Linked DNA regions of Homo sapiens: region 2 is linked to region 1. Evidence: read pairs that join two places in POLR2A ChIA-PET (ENCODE). Cell type or tissue: PC-9. All regions are shown on one strand. Each heading gives the region's core, and the rest is flanking DNA. Links, peaks and the distances in the headings are about the cores only.

Region 1 (2,817 bases), core at 45-2,544:
TGTATAAAAATATGTGTGGGTGTGTAATGTGTATAATTTTTCTCTTTGTATATATGCTAGGGGAAAAAAGCTAGAAGTAAGAAACACCAAAATATTAACAGTGAGCTTTTTTCTGAGTTATAAGTAAGACTATGCGTATTTTTTTCCTTATGCCTTTAGGTATGTTCCGCCTAATAAAGAACATTCATTTCTTACAGTCATAAAGTTACTTTAAAATGATGAAATTAGAAGCAACAGAATATTAGAGCTGAAGTGATTATAGAGATGAGTCTAATTTCCTCACATCCAAAAAGTGAAAACAGAGACCGAGCTGAGTGAATTGACCAAAGTTCATTTTGTAACTTAAGCTGGGTCCTAGAACTTCTGGCTTTTGAGTCAGTGTTTGTCCTCCAAGTTGCTGCTTGCACATCATTTTTTAAGTTATTGATAAGTGTGTTCATTGCTACTATACAAAAGTGCAGTTCATTGTTGTACATTGATTTTGTGTCCCACAAATTAGCTGAACTCACTTATTAGTTCTAGGAGTCTTTATTTCTTTAGTAGATTCATTGGAATTACCTAAAAAGGCAACCAAGTCATCTGCAAATAGGGACAATTTTATTTCTTTCCTAATGATTTGAATGCCTTTTCTTGCCTTACTGCACTGGCTAGAACTTCCAGTACCATGTTAAATAAGAATGGTGAGAGTTACCCTTTTTGCCCTGTTCTGATCTTACAGGGAAATCATTCAGACTTTCATTATTAAATATAATGTTAACTGTGGGTTCTTACAGGTGCTGTTTATTTGGTTGAGAACATTACTTCTATTCATATTTTTCTGAGAGTTTATCATGAATGAGGGTTGAATTTTCTTCAAATGCTTTCTCTGCATCAATTGACATAATCATGTACTTTTTCTTTGATAGCCTATAATTAAACTAGATCACACTGACTGATTTTCCAATATTGAGCCAGGCTTGCATCCTTAGAATAAACCCCACTTGGACATGTTATATAGCTCTCTTTATATATATTGTTCAATTCTATTTGCTAAAGTCCTAAAGGTTTCTGTGTCTATAGCCATGAGAATGGCCTGTTGTTTCATTTTTTTTTTAAACTATCTTTGTCTGGTTTTGATATCTGGACAATCCTGGATGTATAGAATGAACTGGGAAGCATTACTTCCTCTTGTTTTTTTTTTTTTTTTTTTTTTTTTTTTTTGGGAAGAGATTGTGCAGAACTGGTGTTTATTTTCCAACTATTTGGCAGAATTCCCTAGTGGAATTATTTGGACCTGGAGACTTCTTTTTGGAGAAGTTTTAAAAATTATGAACTCAATTTCCTTAATAGCTATAGAGCTATTCACATTATCTATCTACTGTTGGGTGAGTTGTGGTAGTTTGTGCTTTTCTTAAATTGGCCGATTTCATCGAATTTGACAAATTTATGTGAGTAGAGTTTTTTGTAATAGTCTCTTTTGATGTCTTTGAGGTCTATAATGATATCCCCTGTTTAATTCCTGATGTTAGTAATTTGTGTTTTCTTTAATCTTTTCTTTGCTAATTTTGTTAGAGGTTGGTCAATTTTATTGATCTCTTCAAAGAACTCATTCTTTCATTGATTTTTCTCTGTTGTTTTCCTCTTTTCAGTTTTATTGATTTCTGCTCTTTATAATTTATTTTCTTCTACTTGTTTTGGGTTTATTTTGCCCTTTTTCAGGTTGTTAAGATCAAGGTTTAGATTATTGAGACTTTTTCAAATTTATTTAGTGCTATAAATTTCTCTCTAAGCATTGCTTTAGCTATGTCCCACAAATTTAATATGTTGCATTTTTATTTTAATTTAGTTCAATGTATTTTTATTTCCCTTTAGACTTCTTCTTTGACCCATGGATTATTTAGCAGTGTGTTATTAACATCCAGGGATTTGGAGATTTTTAAATTATCTTTTTGTTACTGATTTCTACTTCAGTGTCATTGTGGTCAGAGAATATACACTGTATGATTTTTTTTCTTTTACATTTTTTGAGGTTTGTCTTATTGCCTAAGATATGATCTATCACGGTATAGGTTCAATGGGCGCTTAAAAATGTGTATTCCACTTCAATTAAGTAGAGTGTTCTATAAATGTTGATTAGCTTCTGTCAGCAATCATGTTGAGTTTTTCTATGTTCTTGCTAATTTTCTGCCTAGTTGTTCTATTAATTGCTGAGAGAGGAATGAAGTATTCAACAGTAATGGTGAATTTGACAACTTCTCCTTTCAGCTCCGTCATTTTACAGCTCTGTGTTTGGTGCATACCCACTTAAGACCAGTGTATTTTCTTGGTGAATTCTGTTTTTATTATTAAATAATGTCTCTCTCTGCTCTGATAATTTTGTTTTGAAGTCTGTCCAACATTTATATAGCCACCCGTTTCCCTTTGATTAAAGTTTGCATGATATACCTTTCTCTATCCTTTTAATTTCAATCTACCTATATTTAAAGTAAGCTTATAGATGGCCTATAGTTTGGCCTTATTTTTAATTCACTCTTGGAAGTATTATAAAAGGATATTTAGAACCACAACAGGCATTACAATTTTTGCTTCAGCTGTCAAACATAATTTAGAAAATTCAAGGAGAGTTAATATTGTATTTACTTATATTTTTACTCTTTTTGATGTTCCAGATTTATTTTTAAATTGTTTATTTTCTATTTAGAAAACTTCATTTAGCCATTCTTTTGGGGTATGTCTGATGGTGAGAAATTTTTACCATCATTTTTTAAATCTTTCATTCTCCTTTCCAACATATGCCCAGAAAGCTCCAAATCAGAAATTCTGAAGATCCCAGTCAGA
Region 2 (2,817 bases), core at 135-2,634, 1.7 Mb before region 1:
AGCAGGAACCACTGAGCTGAAGGTCCAACACAGTGGCCTGAGCCTCGAGTCACAATGCCTGGCCTTGTCTCAATGTGTGCTCAGGTATTTCTCTTGCCTTCCTTTTGGCTTCTGAAAATAACCAGGCTCTTTATCATCTCTGGACTTTGATTCAGGCTGCTCTCTCTGCCTCCTCAGCTTGCCTGCGACTTCCTCTAGGCAGCCTCCCATGACCCTTCCCTGGGTTGAACGCACCTCTTCCTAGTTTTTTTTTTTTTTTTTTAAAGAGCGCGTCACACTGCCACCCAGCTGGAATGCAATGGCGTGATCTCAGCTCACCTCACAGTGACCTCCACCTCTTGGGCTCAAGCATCCTCCTGCCTCAGCCCCCCAAATAGCTGGAAGTACAGATGTGTGCCACCATACCCAGTTAATTTTTTTATTTGTAGAGATGGGCTTTCACCATGTTGCCCAGGCTGCTCTCGAACTCCTGAGCTCAAGTGATCCACTCGCCTCCACCTCCCAAAGTGCTAGGATTGCAGGCCTGAGCCACCATGCCCAGCCCCTCTTCCTAGCTGTCATACCATCCTGAAATGCTTCCTCATCATACTATTTCCCACACTCTATACTTGGCTATGTTGTCAGTTCCTCCAGTACAAGGATTATGCTTCCTTGTTCACTTTTTAATCCCTAATATCTTACAAATAACAACAACTAAGATATACTGAGTCTAAGTATGTGCCAAATGCTGTTCCAAGCACCTAACATTTAGTTCTCACAACAAATCCTATAAGGCAGAGAGACACTGAGTAACTTATTCAAAGTTATAACAACTGGTAGGTGGCAGAGCCAGAATTTATACCCTGGCAGAGAAGCGCCAGGCCTACCTACTTCTCCACTCCAGTCCAGCTGCCCACACTGCAAGTAAAATAATTCCTAGTCAGGCTGGCCAACTCCTAGTACAATTCTAGATCAGGCTGGGCTACTTCCTGGCTGGGGAACTCCCTTGGATATAACCTTTCTCTTCCCTGTGCCTGTTTCTTCAACCATAAAGATAGATAAAGTGGATCCTAACTGGAAAAAGTAACTTGCCCAGAGTAACACTGATGAATTCATGCTCAGGGAATCCAGCTTCAAGGTCAGTTTGCTTAGCCTCACACTCATTGCCTGGGGAACACGTAACTGTTTGTGGAGTGTGTGATAAAGTGGTTGGATGGATGAGACTGCCCAGCTCCGAAGGAGGAAGGATCACTGAATTCTAAGACACATTTCATTCAGTACCCTAGTGACTCATGCTCTCCTTGTGAAGAAACTTACAGAAAAAAGCATGTCAACAGCAGTCAACATATTATTATTTTACAAAAACTCAATATTTTACCTGCTTTTTTGAAACTTTTTCTCTTGACAATATACTGAAAGTCATTCCATGGTAGTACATTGAAAGCTACATTTTTCTTTTTTTTCTTTTTTCATTTTTTTCAACACCCTGGACAACACACTAAAACTACCTTGTTTTTAAAGGCCACAGATTACCTCTTCAGTTATGCTTGAGTTACAGTATATTTAAATAATCGTGTTTTTAACAAAAAGTAGTTATTTACAATGCATTTCTAATTACAAAAATAGCTGTATTAAAATACACACATATATTGAAAGCTGTGTCAACATTTAAATTTTATAAAATACATGTGTATATATATTTGTGCAGCTATTTTTATAGAATTATTAGAAGTATAATTTCTGGGTCACAGCTTTAAAAGTGTTTGATACTTCTCAAAAGGTTTTATCCACTTAATACAAAAGTACCTGTTGGGTGGGCATGGTGGCTCACACCTGTAATCCTAGCACTTTGGGAGGCAGAGGTGGGAGTGGTGGTATGCAACTGTAATCCCAGCTACTTGGGGGGCTGAGGCGGGAAGATCACTTGAGCCCAGGAGGTCAAGGCTGCAGTAAGCTGAGATTGTATCCCTGCACTCCAACCTGGGTGACAGGCTCTCTCAAAAAAAAAAAAAAAAAAGATAATGTTTAAGAAATAAATAAAATAAAGTACCTGTTTACCCCTTGTCATCATCTGGTATCATCTGGTACTTTTGTCTTTCCACAATCAATAAATTAAATAATGACATCTTACTGTAGTTTTAATCTGTTTCTTTGATTAGTAGTAAGCTTGAGCATTTTTTCATAGTTTGGGGGACCATTTGCATTTCTTATTTTTTTCTTTTTTAGAGACAGGGTCTCACCTTGCCACTCAGGCTGGAGTGCAATGGCAAGATCACGGCTCACTGCAGCCTTGCCCTCCTGGGCTCAAGCCATCCTTCCTCCTCAGCCTCCTGAGTACCTGGGACTACAGGTGGATGCCACCCCACCCAGCTAATTAAAAAAAAAAAAAAAAAAAAAAAAACGTGTAAAGGTGAGGTCTTGCTATGTTACCCAGGATGGTCTAGAACTCTTGGCTTCAAGCAATCCTCCCACCTTGGCCTCTTAAATTTCTTTACTATTAACTTTTTTCTCCATATTTTCCTATTGGAGTGTTAGCTGATTTTTATTAATCTGTGAGAGTTCTTTCAGCTTAATGTCTATTCCCTCTTTGTTCTGGTTTTGTAGACATTGTATCCTAGTGTACTGTTCAACTTTGACTACGTTTTATGGGGTTCTTTCCTAGGGGCAACAGTTAATATACAGAAGATTGCATTGATTTTGTGTAGCCAAATTTATCCACACTTTCCTTTTGGCTTCTGAGCTTCAATATAATGCTTAGAAAACCCATTTCCATTCCAGAGTCATATACATATTCACTCACATTTTCTTTTAACAATTTTTATGATTTTTTAATACTTA

The links. ChIA-PET counts read pairs that join two places held together with the same protein. Peaks named below come from ENCODE experiments on the same cell type or tissue, not always from the same donor. Only the 100,000 strongest peaks of a DNase experiment are listed, where the experiment ranks them.
Region 2: POLR2A ChIA-PET joins it to region 1 with 21 read pairs; 2 of 35 experiments call an interaction of 5 or more read pairs at or near these places.

The regions. Positions count from the first base shown.
Region 1 is chr15:57,869,295-57,872,111 of GRCh38, reverse strand. No RefSeq gene overlaps it. Among named protein-coding and RNA genes, the nearest start is that of POLR2M, 160 kb to the right of the region's middle. In PC-9, for the core only: no CTCF peak of the experiment used is centred there; no DNase peak of the experiment used is centred there.
Region 2 is chr15:59,592,968-59,595,784 of GRCh38, reverse strand. No RefSeq gene overlaps it. Among named protein-coding and RNA genes, the nearest start is that of GCNT3, 17 kb to the left of the region's middle. In PC-9, for the core only: no CTCF peak of the experiment used is centred there; a DNase peak (open chromatin) is centred at 1,124; H3K27ac peaks cover 1,828 bases.